2 separate regions of the Homo sapiens genome follow, and region 1 is linked to region 2. Evidence: chromatin loops called from intact Hi-C (ENCODE). Cell type or tissue: IMR-90. All regions are shown on one strand. Links, peaks and the distances in the headings refer to the core of each region. The heading gives the core; the rest is flanking DNA. Region 1 has its middle 42 kb from the start of BIN1. Region 2 overlaps BIN1 (bridging integrator 1).

What was found. A loop is a pair of places that touch in the nucleus more often than their neighbours do. Peaks named below come from ENCODE experiments on the same cell type or tissue, not always from the same donor. Only the 100,000 strongest peaks of a DNase experiment are listed, where the experiment ranks them.
Region 1: it touches region 2 in a loop (2.2-fold over the local background); 10 of 110 quality-filtered maps call a loop at or near these places.

Annotation. Positions count from the first base shown.
Region 1 is chr2:127,140,600-127,156,919 of GRCh38, forward strand. No RefSeq gene overlaps it. Among named protein-coding and RNA genes, the nearest start is that of BIN1, 42 kb to the left of the region's middle. In IMR-90, for the core only: no CTCF peak of the experiment used is centred there; a DNase peak (open chromatin) is centred at 8,952.
Region 2 is chr2:127,082,492-127,084,991 of GRCh38, forward strand. The region is part of intron 1 of BIN1 (bridging integrator 1); the gene reads right to left. Among named protein-coding and RNA genes, the nearest start is that of BIN1, 23 kb to the right of the region's middle. RefSeq lists an enhancer at 1-63. In IMR-90, for the core only: a CTCF peak has its summit at 1,379 (motif pointing right); a DNase peak (open chromatin) is centred at 1,650; H3K27ac peaks cover 2,279 bases.

The DNA of each region.
Region 1 (16,320 bases), core at 7,597-10,096, 66 kb after region 2:
TTTTTATTTCTAAGGCCTCACACCGTTTCCTCTCACAGCTTTCTGAGATTAACTGTGCTTCGTCCGTGTGCTCTGCTTGCTGTTTATCTGGGTATCAGTCTGTTTCCTGTGCTCTGCGTCCCAGTCATGGCAGTGCTTTCCTCAGTGTTCAGCGGCTCTGGTGTGTGCTCGTCTTGTGTTTGAGGTTCTTTGTTACCCAGTCTATGGGTGATGCCTCCAGCCACGGTGTGGGAGAGATGACCGTGGGTGGAAAACAAGCTGGTGGACGTGGTGTGCCTGCATCCGAGGTCCGTTTGTCCAGAGTGTCACCTTGCCTCCCTAGGCTGGGCGTTCACACTGGCAGGAGGGAGACAGAGATCCCTGCTGCCTGCTATTTGGCTAAGTGGGAAAGGTGTGGTGGGAGGAGTAGATAGCTGGCTGGCTTTGTGGTTCCTACTGCAACATCCTAACCCACGACCTACCAGTCACCACCACCCCATTCACCATCTTCAAGCTTAAATTCCCTTCAAAACTGCCTATGACAGCAGGTCTCCCTATACGTATTTTGGGCAGTGGTTTCTTCCTTTCAACCCCACCAATTTCCTTCTTTCAATAATTCCTCGCAACTTTAAATCCACCGAGGCCCCTTCTCGTCTCCTAGAACATTTTTGGATGACATGTATTTATTTTTTCTGGTATTTCTAAGGGTTTGGGACAGGAAAAAGTGGTTGGGGTTCAGTCTGCCATTTTTAGCTAATTTCTAAATAGATTTTTCAAGTGCTCAGAGCAACCCTATGAGCTAGGTATTAGTAATAACTCTCAATTTACAAATGAGGAGACAAGCTTAGAGAAAAAAATACAAAATTTTCTCAAGATTTCACTGCCGGCAAAGAGCAGCACTACGTCCCTAACTCAACTCTGTTCAACACTAAGCCCACTGCCGTCCCATGCGGGTAAGTCGAATGCAAAGCTCTGCCCCGTGATTTTTCCAAAGCATCCAGAAAAAGCCTTACAACCTCCCGGGCTTCTGCTTCTGGAACACACTGGAGGACCACTGCAGCAGGCCATGTCTCCAAAACTCTCCCAATGATCACAGCCGCTAATTCCATTCACTCATGCACACACTCGTTAATGTAGTATACACAGAGCATAGCCTGTGCTACAGACACTGCCAGAACAAAACAGACATGGTCCCAGCTCTCGCGGAACTTCCTGTCTGCTAACAACCCCTCGTGTTACAGATGAAGACTCGAAAACCAGAAAGGAAAGGACTTGCCCAGGATCACACAGTCAGTTAGAGGCAGAGTTGCTGTCAGAATGCAGTCTCCTTACTCCCAGCCCAGTACCCCCCTTATCTTTTTATTTCTTATTAATATTTTATTTATAACTAATACATAATAGCCATACATGTTTATGGGGTACAGTGTGATGTTTCAATGCATATATACATTGTATCATGATCAAGTCAGGGTAATTACCATATCCATCACTTTAAACATTCATCTCCTGTCTTTTCTAAATAAGTAACACATGAACGTTATTGAAAAATTAGAAAATACAGGTGAACAATAAAGGAAGGGGTAAAAAATCACCCATAGCCCCATCTTGCAGAGGTCCAGGATGAACATTTTAGCATTTATCCTTCTAGACATTTTTCTATGCATACGTGTATTTTTTTCTCCTAACAATATTTTTAAGGTCTTACAACATTTGTTTTATCTTACAAAAATACAATAATATTATACACATACGATTTCTCCTTAAGATATACTGGGCAACTTTTACATATTTTAATGAAACATTTCATTTCATTCTCATTTATATAAAATCTATCCCCGTAACACATTTTTCTTGATTAAATGATTCACACAGAAAGTTTATGAATTTCAACTACATTAATAAAGATGAATGACACCATTTTCATAAAGAAAAAATAAATGGCATATGAAATAAGGTAATATACTGAGTATTACAAGTAGACCCACAGCTAGATGTTTTCTATAGCAAAAACTACATGGTTTAGGAAATTGGTCGCCAGAGTTTAGAATATATCCCCACTTTGACTTGAGTCCCTGTACCTATATTATTAATAAGCACTTATCTATCTTTTTTTAAAGCATATTGTGAAAAATGTTCCCAGGTCAACAAATACTGCTGTATCATTCTTAGTCGCTATACAATACCCTACTGTGTGGTTGTATTACACATCAATACCCTATTGTTGGAAATCAAGGCTGATTTCCAATTTTTCACATTTACAAATCAACCCTTCAGTTACTATTCTCATATCTCATAATACTAATCTTCAGCTAGCTTTGTCACCTGCATGATCTTTACCTCTTTATGTCTCAGAGTCCCCATCTGCAGAACAGGATTAAGTGGCCCAGACTGCACACCATGTTTGTCATTATTAAAGGAGAAAGGCCTGGTGAGGCTGCTGGTTCCAGCTGCTGTGTGATGGTGATAATGATGAGTTACCACTTGATGTCCTAGGAGTCCTAACCTGTATAAAAGAGAAAAAAATGAGGGCCCCTGGTCCACCTCAAACATTCCCCAAAGGATTAGCTTGAGTCTAGCACTAAGGGGATGTCACACACACAGCCATCTCCGTTGTAAGTGGACTTGAGGGTCACCAGCTTTCCACAGCCACCATCCTTCTGCTCCTCCAAAGGTCCTCTCACCTCTGCAGAGCACATGTAGACTGGTGAATTTCCAGGAGTGAGCAGTCAAGGGTAGTGGAGACAGAGGGTCAGTTGGATCCCTCAGCTCTGGAATGAACAGGAGTGACCAGAGCCAGGATCTTACAAGAGCTAGTTCTCCTGCTTCTAAGCCTTGCTATCCAGGAATTCTACATGTCAGACACAGCACAGCCTGCTGGCTGCTCTCAAAGAACCCAAATCAAGATCAATTCACAGGCTGGAAACGGTGGCCCATGCCTGTAATCCCAGCACCGGGAGGCTGAGGTGGGAGGATTGCTTGAGCCCAGGAGTTTGAGATCAGCCTGGGGAACATAGTGAGACCCTGTCTCTACAAAAATAAAATTAGCTAGGTGTAGTGGCACCGCCTGTAGCCCTACGCAGGAGGCTGGGGTGGGATTACTTGAGCCCAGGAGGTTGAGGCTACAGTGAGCCATGATCATTCCAGCCTGGGTCACAGAGTAAGACTCCATCTCAAAAAGAAAAAAAAATTCACAGAGGAGGTGAACATCAGAGCACATCCCTAATTTAAAGAAAAAGGCCCTTTTCCCACTTTTATTGCTTTCACTTCCTGTTCCTCTTTAGTGTGGAAACCAGGAGGGTCAGGAGAGAAAGTTCAGAGAGAGACAGGGACCCGCAGGGAAAGCACAGACAGGCCCATCACAGCCTTCTCACATCTCACAGTGGGCGGAGGAGAGACGAGGCCGACCCACAAGTGTTGCCTCTAATTCTTACTGAGAGCTCAATGTTGTCATTTCCATTTTAGAGAGCAGAAAGTTGTTCTAAGAGATCAACCACTAATATTAAAGCTAGTATTTAAGGAACGCTGTGTACCAGGAAGCTGTTAGACACACACAGGTCATTCTCGCTATGAGAACAGAGACTAGTGTTATTCCTGTTTTGCAGATGATTTAACTGAGACACAGGGAGACTCTGGAGTCAGGTCTGTGGCCTCTTAACCACTGAATCATACTCTCTTCCAAACCAGGCTTTGAAAGCAAAGGGCTACTGATTTCCTGGGCCTGCCCACCCGGTGCTCTCTCCTGGGCCGTCTGCCCCAGGGCCTTCCTGGCTCCTGATGCAGAGGAAACTTTCAAGGCTGGGGCTTCAGGGACCAACGCCTTCTTCTTCAAGGACTTTGAAGAAAAACTGGAAAGTGTGACAACCCTAAAAATTCATTCATTCATCCATTTGTTTATTTATTCACTTATTCAGCACAGATGCATTGAGCATTTACTCTGGCTGAGCCAAGCCCTGGAGCAGTGCTGGCAGCATGCAGATGAGGCAGGCACTGCCCTCTGATGAACAGTCCTTCAAGCCGCAAATCTCTGTCCCTCGGAATACTGAAGACATTGTTCCATTGCCTCCTATTGGCCATTGTTGCCATCTGATGTTACTTAAGTATGAAATAAAAAAAAAATTCTTTCAAATTCTGTGTATTACTTTTTTAAAACAACTACTAAATTGTTGTTTGGACCTAACTACTTAAATGGAACTATTAGGTGCTTCTTTTGGCCTAGGAAAAGCCATGAAAACATTTCTGAAACACTAAAGGCACCAAGAACCAAGAAAGCTTGGGAAACTCTGCTCTAAGATAAATTCCTACCATTGTATTTGCTGCAGCCGCGGCAGGTTTGTCTTTTTGTATATATACATGAATCCAACTGTCTTCTAGAAGAATTAAATTTAAATTTATAATCTAACAATCAGACAGAGAGAAAGGTTAAAAGTGACATTGATGTAGAGCCTCCAAATAGCTGATTTCTTTCCTCCAACAGACTTTCTTGTCACAAAGAAGCCAAAGACTTTCTTGGAATTATCATTTATTTCCATATATGCAAATTATGCATTTTTATTTTTCAAGTCTATGGACTTTTAGGGGGTTTTTTGAAAAGCACTGGGAGGGTTTTTTATAAGTATGCATCAACATGCCAACAATTGTTTCTCTCTGGATAAGGGATTTCCAGCAATTATTCCTTTTTTCTGTAGAACTTCCTGTATTACCTGAATTTACAATGTTCATAGTCAACCTTTTTATTCAGAAGAAATAAAAACCCATCTTGAGAGGAAGAAAAACTGAATATATTGGATTAAATTTGTACCCAACTTCCATTAATGAGAGCTTAGGACACTGTACTAAAATATCCACCTCCTGTCATCCTCCTTTTGAGAAATGAAACCCCTGGTCATAAAAATAGCCTTTGCTTGCAGTTAGAAGGGAGAGGATTAGAAGGAAAAAAAAAAGGAAAAGCAGAAGGAAAACTGCCTGTTAGCAAATCTAAATTCAGATGAATGTCTGAGGGGCTGAGAGATGGTGCTGGGCCAGAACCAGCTCCCTCAAGTTCCCAAGACCTCTGTGGGGCCAAGAGGGGCTGGGGACTTCATGCAAGGTGCTGATTTCAGAGGCAGCTGTGATTAATTTTAGAAGGCCCTGACATTCTAACTGAGTCATCCTGAGGTGGCCCGATTGGAACTAATTGGGTGAGCCCATTTCAAGCTGGCTGTCTTCTCAAGTGTCCCAACCCTCTGGGGTTCTTCCAGCTCCTGGAATTGGAAGGTCTTGATCCTGTCAGCAAGTGCCATCTCACCAACAAGGAGGGCCAGGGTCTGCCCACCCAGAGTGACAGGACCACCTCAAAACATGCAAAGAGGGTCCTGGCAGCTCTGTGTCCATGGGCAACTCAAAGACAGCCAGGATGATCACTCCTGGGAAGCTGACTCCAGTCTTTCCCATTACACCAGCAACTATAAAGCACTTACTGTATACAAACACCATGCAGCAACCATTCCCAAAACTAATTATTCATATTCCCTACAGAGCTTATTAAAAATATAAATGCCTGGGACCAGCCCTGGGCAGGGGCCCCTGGGGGTTTGTCAGGTAGGCCAGGTCTGGGAGCCACCATTGTGCCGCACCCAGAGCTGAGTGGCATGCAGACCCTGCCCTCAAGGTGCTGGCAGTCTGCTGAGAGCCGGGGCTGTGGTCACAGGAAAGGGACTGTGCTGGCTGATGGTCCCGGCCACGTGTTCCACTCCTAGGCCCCATGAACACATGGCTGCCAACAGGGTGGTCTCCAGAGGAAACTGGGGTCGTTGTTATGGCAAAGAGGATGCTGCGCAGGCACAAGTAGTGACTGTCGTCCTCAGCCTGATCTCCCAGGAGTTTAACATCCCGAACAGCTCCCACGGCACAGAATCAGGGAAGTACCAGGCACCAATACCGTCGCCGGTGCACCCAGCCCCACTCGCACTCCTCTACCAGGCATCCCTCTTGCGAGGGTTTGCGCCTCCCCTCCACCAGGTAGTCTGACCCGCCTCCTGAGCTCAGCAATTGGTTCAGAGGAGAGCACCTGACTCAGGTAGGGCCAATTAGAGCCCTTCCCAGGGATTTTTCAACTCGGGAGCCAGGAGGAAGCCCATTAGGCGTCCAATACAAGAGGAGGCAAACCAGCTTCTACAGCCATCTCCTTGGCTGTATGGAAAAGCCCAGTGTGCCATGGAAGAGAAGGCAACATCCAGGCCACAGGGGAGATGGTGTGCTGGTAGCAGTGAGTTCCTGGTTCCATCACCCTGGCTACTACCCAGGTTTGGCTTGGGTTTCTGTCACTTGCAACCAAAGATTTGTAACTAATACTTACGTGTACATCAGGTTGTCCAAAAAGAGGATGGGTAGACTGGAGAGGAAATGCTGGGGCCAGAGCCCTTCCTCACAGCCCAACAAACCTGCTTCTCAAAGGGTGCTGACCAGTTCATCAGCCTAATTCAGGTTTAGTCATTCAAAAAATTCAACCAGGGAGGTTTGGTTAAGTCAAGGTATGCTTCCTGGAGGAGGGGAATTTAAGGCTGGATTTTGAAGGGAGAGACCACAAGGCACTCCCAAGCAGTACTGCAGATGGAGGAGCTCTATTCCAGGAAAGGCTGTAAATACTTCCTGACTCGCAGAAAGATCTTCAGAGACACACATACTGTCCTCTCGCTATTCTTAGCAGCATGTCATGCAGGGAGGGCCCAGGATCCCTGTGGCTGCACGTCCTGGGGGAAAGATGAGCTGGCCCCTCAGCCTGCTTAGTTCCTGAGCTTAGCAAGTGAGCCCGGCTCACACTGCAGCCGGGGATTAAAGCCGAGGGGCTCCAGGAAGCCTCTTCTGAGAGTGCCGGAGTTGGAAGTGCGTCCAGCCAACAGGCCTCTTTAATTCCAAGGGTCTGGGCTGAGGCATCCTGACAGCTCGGGGGACCCCGGCCCCCAAGGGCTGCATAGCAGTAGAAAGTTTACCCTCATCTTGATAACTTTGCCTAGACTTCTGGACTCACCTCTGTCCCAGCATGGGACATGCAGATTGACAGGGCCATCCACAGGGTCAGAGTTTCCTGGAGTTTCAAGTTTTCTCCTAAAGATATTCACATGTATTGTTTAACAGCTTAAGACATCATTCTCATACCATACAATTCATCCATTTAAAGTGTACAATTCAATGGCTTTTAGTGTATTCACACAATTGTGCAACCACCACCACAATCAATTTTATAACATTTTCATTACTCCAAAAAGAAACCACCTCCAATTGCTCCATCCCCAATACCCCTCCCAATCGCTCCATCCCCTGTAGCTCCAGATCTGTTTTGTATCTCTATAGATGGCACTATTCTGGATATTTCATATAAATTGAACCACATAGGATAGGTAGATTTTTTTTTTCTTTCTTTTTTTTTTTTAGATGGAATTTTGCTCTTGTTGCCCAGGCTGGAGTGCAATGGCGTGATCTCAGCTCACTGCAACCTCCGCCTCCCGGATTTAAGCAATTTTCCTGCCTCAGCCTCCCGAGTAGCTGGGATTACAGGCATGCACCACCACGCCCGGCTAATTTTGTATTTTTAGTAGAGACAGGGTTTCTCCATGTTGTTCAGGCTGGTCTCAAACTCCCAACCTCTGGTGATCCGCCTGCCTCAGCTTCTCAAAGTGCTGGGATTACAGGCGTGAGCCACCACACCCGTCCTGATAGCTAGACTTTAAAAAGCAGATAATAACAAGTGTTGATGAGGATTTGGAGAAATTGAAGCCCTCTTACACTGTCGGTGGAAACATAAAATGGTGCAGCCGCTTTAGAAGAGTCTGGCAGTTTCTCGAGAAATTAGTTATTTTACCCAGCAATTTCACGCTTAGGCATGCCCCCAAGAGAAATGAAAGCATGCCCAGACAAAAACCTTTACATGAATGTTCATAGTACCATTATTTATATTAGTCAAGAGTTGATAACAACCCAATATCCATCAACTGATGAATGGATAAACAAAATGTGGTATATTCATACAAGGAATATTATTTAGCCATAAAAATGCACTGATTCATACAACAACATGGATGAACCTTGAAAACATTATGTATTTATGATTTTTGTTATAATTTCTTTCTTCCTTCTCCTTGCTTTTTGTTTGGTTTGCTCTTCTTTTTCCAGTGTCTTATGATGGAAGATTAGGTTGTTGATTTGAGATCTTTCATGTTTTTTAACATAGGTGCTTACAGCTATAAATTTCTTCCTAAGCACTGCTTTATCTGTTTCCCATAAGTTTTGGTATACTGTATCTTTATTTCATTTATCTCAAGGTATTTCTAATTTATCTTGTAATTACTTCTTTGAGCCATTGATTAAATAATCAATGTCTCTATAGATTGCACTTATTTCTTATTGCTTATTTGAGCATATATGGTTAATTTCTACATATTTCTGCATTTCTCAAATTCATTTGTTATTGATTTTAATTTTATTTTGTTTGGGGGAGAAAATATACTTTGTATTATTTAAAAGTATTTCTACATAGATTTCTAATTATTGCTTTATGCAATTGTCTTTCAGATGAGATGGGGAAAAAAGAATTACTAGCAATATACACTTATACTGTCTTTTATATTTACCTATGTAGTTACTTTTACCAATGCTCCTTATTTCTTCATATAGATTCAAGTTACTGTCTAGTGTTTCTTTTATTTTAGCCTGAGAGACTCCCATTAATATCTTTTGCAGGGCAGCTCTCCCAGTGATGAATTCCCTGTGTTTATCTGGGAATGTCTTCATCTCCTCTCATTTTTAAGGAATAGTTTTGCTGAATATATAGTTCTTGTTTAACAGGTTTTTTTTTTCGTTTTACCATTTTGCATATATCATCCCATTGCTTCCTGGTTTCCATGGTTTCTTATGAGAAATCAGCTTTTAATGTTATGAGAATCCCTTGCACATGATGAGTCATTTCTCTCTCACCATTTTCAAGATTTTTCCCTTTGTTTTTTAACAACTTGATCATGATTTGTTTAGCTGTGGTTCACTCTGAATTTTTTCTAAAGTTGGTTGCGCATTTGGGATGTATAGACAATTATTCATCAAATGTTGGAATTTTTCACCCAATATTTCTTCATATATTTTTCCTGCCCTTTTCCCTCTATCCCACTGCGCATACATTGGTGTGTTTATTGGTGCCCATAGGTCTCGGTCTCTGGGGCTCTGTTTCTTTTTCTTTTTCTTTTCTTTTTTTTTTTTTTTTTTTTTTTTGAGATGGAGTTTCGCTCTTGTTGCCCAGGCTGGAGTGCAATGGCCTGATTTTGGCTCACCACAACCTCTGCCTCCTGGGTTCAAGCAATTCTCCTGCCTCAGTCTCCCAAATAGCTGGGATTACAGGCGTGCGCCACCACACCTGGCTAATTTTTGTATTTTTAGTAGAGACAGGGTTTCTCCATGTTGGTCAGGCCGGTCTCGAACTCCCGACCTCAGGTGATACGCCCACCTCAACCTCCCAAAGTGCTGGGATTATAGGAGTGAGCCACCGCACCTGGCAGGGGCTCTGTTTATTTTTCTTCATTCTTTTTTCTTTCTATGTTTCAGACTAGATAATCTCAACTGACATATATTCAAGTGCATTGATTTTTTTTCTGTCTGCTCAAATCTGCTGTTGAGGCCTTCTGATGGAATTTTCTTCTTAGTTATTGTACTTTTTGACTCCATAACTTCTATTTGGTTTTATATCTATAGAACCAAGTATATATAATATATATGTAAATAATATATATATGTATAAAAAATATAATTATATATAATATATAACCAAATATGTATAAAATGCATATTTTTGTATATATAATCCTTTGAACATATTTAAAGTAGCTGATTTAAAGTCTTTGTCTAGTAAGTCCAACATCTGGGCTTTCTCAGGAACAGTTTCTATTGATTGTTTTTTTCCCATGAATGGCCCATACTTTCTTATTTCTTTCCATGCTCTTATTTTTTGTTGAAAACTAGACATTTTAAATAATATATTATGGCAGCTCTGAAAATCAAATTATCTCTCCAAGGTTTATGGTTTTTGTTGTTTTTTGTAGTTGTTTTCATTTTGTTTGTTTAGTGTTTTGGGGGTTTTTGTTCGTTTGTTTCTTTTTTGAAATGATGTCTCACTCCTGCCCAGGCTGGAGTGCAGTGGCATGACCTCAGCTCACTGAAAACTCCAGGTTCAAGCAATTCTTGTGCCTCAGCCTCCCGAGTAGCCAGGATTACAGGTATGTGCCACCACACCTGGCTAATTTTTGTATTTTTAGTAGAGACAGGGTTTCACCATGTTAGCAAGGCTGATCTTGTACTCCTAACAACAGGTGATCTGCCCACCTCAACCTCCCAAAGTGCTGGGATTATAGATATGAGCCACTGCACCCAGCCTATTTAGTGTATTTTTTTTAACTAATTCTGCATAGTCTGTATTCTTTGTTGTATGTAGCAATGAAGTCTCTGCTCATTTAGCCTAGTGATCAGTTAATGATTGAACAGAGACTTCCTAAAAACATCTGAAACAAATAAGTCTCCCAGTCTTTGCTGGGGGGCTCTTTGTGTACATTAGGCGTGCCTGCAACCCTCAGCCAGGCAGTTTACAACTCTGCCTTAGCCTTCACTTCCTGATTGCACAGAGTCTCAGGGGAGCCAGAGATGAGAGCTTAGGACCTTCTCAGGTTTTTTTCAGGTCAATCCTGGGCATGCTCACAGCCTTACACAAGAACATGACCTTCTTGATTCCCAGGAATATTTCAGAGCTTTTCAATGCCCCCTGTAGATATCCTATTCCCCAACTTTTCATTTTAAGCTTTTTGGTTGGTCTGTTATTTGCCCCAGCTGTTTTCTACTCCCTCAGGCATCCATGAAGTTAATCAATTTGGCTGTAATTGTTTCTGATAAATGGCCCTGGAAAAGAGCTTTTCACACTGTGTAAGTTCAGAGTCAGGTCAAATACAGACAACCTTACAAAGGGGGATCTTCCAGAGAATCACCAGACAGGTCAAATAATGACAGCTCTCTGGTAATGGGCCTTTAACGAGCTCCAGGCCAATTCTGTTCCCTTAGGTGGCTGCCACCATGCTAATTTTCACTGTTAGTGTACGCTTTAATTTTTCAAGGTTACCATGGGGATGGGACTAGGATAAATTAAAATGTCACAAAGCTTTTTTTCTTACCAGGATTCTGCCACTTTTCTTAAATATTAACACTACTTGGATTGTTGCAATTTAATTTCCAAAGTTCAAAAAAAAATTGGCTCTGATAATTTTTGTCAATTTTCTCATTGCTTTTATGGAGAGACTTTTCAGAGGTCCTAACTCTGCCACTTCCTTTTTTTTTTAAATAGACAGAGTCTCAGTCTTGTCAGGCTGGGGTGTAGTGGTGCAATTATGGCTCACTGAAGCCTTGACCTCCCAAATGCAAGCAATCCTCCCGCCTCAGCCCCCTGAGTACCTGAAACTACAGGTACATACCACTATCCCTGGCAACTTTTTTTTTTTTTTTTTTTTTTACCAGAGATGGGGTAACCCCTACCAGAGACAGGGTCTCACTATGTTGCCCAGGCTGGTCTCTAACTCTTGTGGGATGAAGTGATTCTTCTGGCTCGGCCTCTCAAAATGCTGAGATTACAGGCATGAACCACTGTGCCCAGCCCTAACTCTGCCACTTTCACCAACATCCACTTTGTATTTTGCATTCTACTCCACAGTATATCCGAGCACATTCACATAACCTAATTCGGTTTACATTATTTAGCATGCAATGAAATCAACTCTCTAGAAAGATACGCTAAGTCTATTCTGGGGCTTCACACTCCCAGCATACTCCCAAGTAGTTCAGCTCATTATAACTTTCTAATTATGTGTTGTCTTCTCCACATCCTGTACCTCCCGGGTGCAGGAATAAGTAAGTATCCTTCATTTCTGTCAACTGTGGCTGGCACAGAACTGAGGAAATCAGGTGGGTGTAAATGTGGAACCAAAATGAGTGGCCCAACTTCTTATTTATCTAAATGTCCCAACATGGAGCAGGACATGCCAATAACACCTGGGGAAAATGCCCAGATAACTTCACTAGACTGAGTTCAATACTCATTTCTCAGCTCTGATGTAAACCTCAGTCATTCCCAAACCGCGTATTTTCTGCCATAGGCTGTAAGAGATTTCCTGATGGGAATCGCCATCTTGAAAATATGGGTTAGAAGCCTCAGATGCTAAGAGAGACATTGCTTTCCAAATGAATAGAAAGTAGACTAGAGAGTGGCTGTTTCCATGGACGTTTCCTTCACAGATTTTTACAGTTTTTTTCTCTGAACTCAAATAGCAGTTGCTAAAAAGAGTAATCTGAACAGTGACTGTCAATGGCATGCCACAGTCCCACCAGGGCACATATAAATACATATAAATGTCTGTATAAGATTAAAGTCGACTGGGCACGGTGGCTCACACCTGTAATCCCAGCACTTTGGGAGGCCGAGGCAGGTGGATCACCTGAGGTCAGCAGTTTCCTGACCAACATGGTGAAACCCCATCTTGTCTCTATTGAAAATACAAAATTAGCTTGGCATGGTGACACATGCTTGTAATCCCAGCTAAGTGGGAGGCTGAAGCAGGAGGATCACTTGAACCTAGGAGGCGAAGGTTGCAGTGAGCTGAGATCATGCCATTGCACTCCAGCCTGGGCAACGAGCAAAACCACATCTCAAAAAAAAACACATCCCAACATTTTGGGAGGCTGAGGCGGGTGGATCACCTGAGGTCAGGAGTTTGAGACTAGCTTGGCCAACATGGTGAAACCCTGTCTCTACTAAAAATACAAAAGTTAGTCAGACGTGGTGGCAGGCGCCTGTAATCCCAGCTACATGGGAGGCTGAGGCTGCAGAATCTCTTGAACCCAGGAGGCGGAGATTGCAGTGAGCCGAGATCACACCATTGCACTCCAGCCTGGGCGACAAGGGCAAAACGCCATCTCAAAAAAAAAAAAAGATTATAAAGTCAGCAAGAGGTGATCTTTTATGTTCAGCCTTGATGCTGTTGTTGAACACACACACACACAGAGAGAGAGAGAGAGAGAGAGAGTTCTTTTGCCAGTTAGTTCAAATGCATGGGTGATGATTATTTGTGATTAAGATACCGCAGTTTCTTGGCCACTGTAATGGACATTTGATATTTAGAGACCACCCAGTCAAGGGAGCGCCCTTCCTGTCTATCTGGTGGGAGTCTTGCTTTACTTGGTGAGAGCCAGGCTTTGCCTACTACTATGTGGCTGGAGGAAACCAGGCACTCTTCCTCCTCATGCCCTGGTAGCCAGAGGAGGTCGCATGACTCAAGCTTGGCTGGCCTGGTGTTTCTGCCACAATCACAGAGCTGGTGAGATCATCTATCCCAGCAGAGGCTCTGAGGATCCAGGGGGGTGCAGGGGGTGTTAATTGGAAATGGAGCCAGCCGACCAGCCCCCTCCAGATGGCCTCTAGGACAGGGCCTGTGTAGTCCTCAGGCCCATGGGCCACCCTGGGTTCCTGCACACTTTACTGACTGGCTCCCCCGCCCATCCCTGCACCCTACTCCCCGCCCCAGTACTCTCCAAACCAACCCAGCTCTCTTCAGGCAGCCAGGGTCAGGTATGGCTGCATTCCTTCCTCAGGCCCCTGGCCATTTCCTATTTTTCTTATGAACAGTCTAAGGACCAAGAGCCCGCTGGCATAGGATGTGTGATCCTGAGTTTAAGCAAGAGTGGAGTTTCAAGTTTTTGGAGATGGTGGGCTCACCGTAAGTTTCTGTAACACCCACCAAGTGCACACGTGGGGCCTCTGGATTCCAGAAGCTTTTTCATAGTTCCCCAGTGCTGTGTGGCCAGCCCCTGTTTGTACTGATTCCTTACATCCTCCTCCACAGCTCAGATCTCAGAGCCTTGCCTTGAAGCATCCTGGAAACCCTAACCCACTTGATGATCACTGTCCTGCTAAGTGAGTGACCCTGGGGTCTCAGTGGGAACCCCGGCATAGGGCAGGCCTGGGTGCAGCTCTGCAGGCTGATCGTGAGGTTCTCCAGAGGCCAAAGAAGCTGATGGCAGGTGGGCAGTGAGGCCAAGGAGCTGAGTCCTGGGGGCTTCACTAGGAACCTGGAGGAGCTTCCAGTGGTTTCTCCTGTGGGTGGAGGTGGGACGAGAGACGTTCCTAAAGAGAGAGGTCTAGAGAACACAGCTGTCAGCAAGGTCCCAGGTAAAGGGCACATGCCTCTGCATGTTTAATTTTCATATTCCCAAATAACAGCTTTTCTCTCTTTTTTTTTTTTTTTTTTTTGAGATGAAGTCTCATTCTGTTGCCAGGCTGGAGTGCAGTGGCGTAATCTCAGCTCACTGAAACCTCCACCTCCAGGGTTCGAGCAACTCCCCTGCCTCAGCCTCCTGAGTAGCTGGGACTACAAGCACACGCCACCATGACTAGCTGATTTTTTTGTATTTTAGTAGAGACGGGATTTCCAGATGTCGGCCAGGGTGGTCTCAATCTCCTGACCTTGTGATCTGCCCAACCCGGCCTCCCAAAATGCTGGGATTACAGGCATGAGCCATCGCACCCAGCCTCACTCCAGTTCTTTTAATAGGAAGTAAAGCAACAGTTCTCCCACCCCATGCCAAGAAATTCTGTAACCCCTTGTCCAGTCACTACTGTGATTGATTCCAAATGAGAAACACTGCCAGGAAGACCAAGCACTGCACCGAATACCTCCAACACTCACGGGTTAGGGTTTAGAGGCCTTGAGAAGACAGGGATTGAACATTCTGCATGAAAAACTGTAGAAATCTTATCTGAAACCCCAACATAGAAAAAAAAATGGAAAGAGCAACAAGACACTCAAATATATTTGATGAGTTCCATATGAAGTTATTCTACCAGTTCAATTTGTAATGTGCTGCTAAGGGGGTGGGACCCTGGAGGCCCTCAGTGGGAGATCAACCATGTGAACGTCTGACCATAGAAACTGTGCAATAAAAAAGCTGTCTTGGTTTAAGCTGCAGAGTCTTGGGTTAATTTGTTATGCCACAATAGATAACTAACAGGATATCCTCAGCTGTGATCTTCATGCAAAAGTTATTTTCTTTCTAATTTCTTCCATTGCCAAATTAATATATGTGCTTTAAAAACATTTTAAAAGGAAAGAAAAACTAAAATCACCAATTTTGTCACCATTCAAATGTCATTGTGTTAATAATTTGATCTGTTTCTTGTTTACTTTTTCCTCTATTGAGGGTTTGTTGTTGTTGTTGTTGTTGTTGTTGTTGTTTGTTTTTGCCATAGTTGTAGTCAGTCATTCTGTATACATAACATTTTTCTGTTTTGTTTTTACTTAACGTTTTTGGGTTTTAATATTTCTTAATTTTATTCTGAATGTGCACATGAAGTCCTCTGGATCTGAGACAGACTCCTCCCCATTGACCTTACAGTAAATCATAAGCCTAGGGCCCCTCCTTGCTCCAGTCCATGCTTGTGGGAGAGGCAGTGAGAGCCAAATGGAAACTCTCCACGAGCAACTGGACACTCCTTAGGGGAGGACTGAGAGCAACGGGCTGTGGCCAGTTACACCCAGGAGAGACACTGGGGGCCCTCTCTCCTGAAAGAAGGGAAGACATGCTTGCTTTTTGGAGAGTGCATGGCTAGAATCCTGAATTCTCACTCTGCTCTTTGGAATGTAAAGACATTTCTCTAGGGACCAAATAACCTAGAGCTAGTTTTCCCCTTGATATGCAAACACATAACTCCAGAGTGAGGTAAACCTCTCTAGAGTTCTTCACTATCTTTATAATTGTAAATTAACTTTTAAGGCTTGATCATAACCCAGTGTTCTGGACTGTACATCTGTGTCCTCCCCAGATCCATATGTTGAAGCCCTAAACCCCAGTGTGATGGTACTAGGAGACAAGGACTGTGGGAAGTGATTGGGATTAGATAAGGTCGTGAGGGTGGGATTAATCCTCATGATGGGATTAATGGCCTTATAAGAAGAGACACCAAAGAACCTGCTTGCTCCTTCTCTTCACCATGCAAAAACACAGTGAGAAGGCAGCTGTCTGCAAGCCAGCAGGAGAGCCCTCACCTGAAGCTGCCAGCATCTTGATTTTGGACTTCCCAGCCTCCAGAACTGCGAGAAATGGAATCCTGTTGTTTAATCCACCCAGTCTATGGTACTGTGTTATGGCAGCCTGAATGAAAATGCCCAGGATTCCAAGTTTAAGCGGATTTTGTTCAGAGATTTGGCAGAAACACAAAAATATTGTGTATACCCCACAGCATTATAAAATAATGCTTTTTTTCTTACAGACCCCTAGTGCTGTTAGGAACTT
Region 2 (2,500 bases), core at 1-2,500:
AGGCAGGGGAAGGGGTACAAGGCCCTCTGCCTCCCCTCTCCTGCCCCAAGATGCTGCCTGCTGTCTGACACATCAGGCTGGGGTGGCAGTGGTGAAAGGGGTACAATGGGAGTCTTAAACCCCCAGGGGCAGAGGGAGCCAGTCTGAGGACAGTCCCGCAGATCCCATAGTCACCTAGTTCCCCAGCACACAACCCCTCCTCCAAGCCCATCTCTCAAATGCGAGCTGTCCCTGCAACCAGACACACAGGACCCCTCTCCCGGCTGCTGCTCACACCTCCCCATCCCCACTCCGACAGTGGAGCCACCTAAGCCTGCTCCCCACCTCTGGGTGGAGAGTCTCGGTGGCCTCCAACAATCTAGGTGCCATGCAGGAGGCCACAGCAGCCCTGACGAGAGAGCAGAGGGAGGAAAAGAGGTTCTAAGCCCACCACTCACCTCCACATTTCATGTGGCCCTCTCACCTCCTTATTTTCAAAGTATAAACCTCAAAGAAAGTGGAAAGGATACTACAGGGACTATCATCTACCCTTCACCCAGATTCACCAATCAACTGTTACCACTTGGCCACACTCATTTGCTTTTTTCTTTTTTTTTTTTTCTTTTTTTTTGCTTTTCTCTTTTCTTGCTATGTCGTCCAAGCTAGAGTACATGGCGCAATCATGGCTCACAGTAGCCTAGACTTTCTGAGCTTAAACGATCCGCCCACCTCAGCGTCCCGAGTAGCTGGGACTACAGGCCACTGCACCTAGCTAGTATTTTTACTTTTTGTAGAGACAGGGCCTCGCTATGTTGCCCAGTTTTGTCTGGAACTCCTAGCCTCAAGTGATCCTCCCACCTCAGCACCCTCAAGGTGCTGGGATTGCAGGTACAAGCCACCGTGCCCAGTCACTTTTCTCTATATATAAACCGTTCCTGCATTTGTATGTTTGCCCAGCCAACAGAAGGTAAGCAGCAGAAGGGTCACTGGGATGACCTTCGCTCCACAATACTTCACCCCTAAATACTCCAACAGATTTCCTAAGAACAAGAACATGCTCCAAAATGCCCATGATACCATAAGCACCCCCAATACATCCAAAATGTATTTTAAAATACCATCTACCACACGGTCCGCATTCAAATATCCTTGGGTGCCCCCCAAATGCCCTTTATGTCTGGGTCTAGGATCCAACTGTGGTTCACATATTGCTTCTGATTGTCGGGTCTCTTGTTCCTTTAGTCCAGAATATTCCCCGTATGCCTATTTATCAATGTTATCCATTTTTTTTCTTTCGTGATACTGGTATCTTTTTAAGAGTGCAAACCAATCACTTGGAGAATGCCCCACACTCTGGATCCATCTGATTGTTTCCTTGTGAGGAAGTTCAGGTTAAAGGCTGCTTTGGCAAGAGTCCTGCAGAGGGAGGCTGAGCCTTCCCACCGCACCACAGCTGTGTTAGGCTTGACCGCCGGGTCTGAGTCGTGTTTGCCAGATCTCTTGGAAAGGAAGGTCACTTTTCTCTTAGTCATCTGCAGGACAATCACGGTCACTGTGGCAAGGCAAAAAGTTGTTGAAATTTTTGCACAGTGCCTTTACTATCCATCATTCTTTGCTATTCAGTGTGAGGTCTGTGGGCAGCTGCATGACAGTCTTCCAAGAGCCTGGAGGAGAAAAAAAACTGCAGACCTGCTGAACCAGAGTGTTCCCTTTAACAAGTCCCCCTGGCGCACCGTATGCGCAGTGAAGTCTGAGAAGCACTGCAATAGCATCTTGGCTGGAACCCGCTGTTACCCAATCTCCTCCACGTGACCCGGCATTCCACAAACACGAGCCTCCCCTGGTCTTGCCTTTGCGAGGAGGGTGGTGAGGATATCGTGAGTCCTTCGTTTTGCGTTCGTGATTCATTTTGATGCTCAAACATCCCAAGTGCGACCAGTGGGAGGTTTCGGACACGTCCTCATTCATCTCCAGGCGCTTCCTTACTTTCTGGCACTAGCAGATTCTCCAGGCTCAGCCTGCACTGTCCCTGCCCCAGCCCTGGCATCAGCCATTTCTCCAAGGAACCCTGATTTCCTTCGGTGGAGAGGCATGCTCATTGCTCTTAGGCATTTCAGCGTTCCCTCATGCTCAGAGCCGCAGATTATTACCCCTGCTTTAGAGATAAGAAAGGAAAGGCTGCGGCACTGAAGGATTTGGCTCTGCAGCGAAGAAGCGACCGAGCTCAGATTCTGTGGCTTTGTGGTGGTGGTGAACAAGCATCATCACTCAGGTCTGTCTGCTTCAAGAAGTGAGAAAGGAGACAGACCCATGGCCTAGCAGCTGCCCTCTGAGCCCATTGCAGTGTTCCTTAGGAGGCCACACTGACTGTGGGCTGTGGCACCTGCCCCAGGCTGGTGACTGCACAAGGGGCAGCTTCCTGGTCTCATCCAGCCCAGGGAAACTCTCTTCCTCCTCAGAACCCAGTGAAGTCACACGTACAGAGGCGTCTTCAGAGCAGCAGTGCTTAACCCAGAAGCTA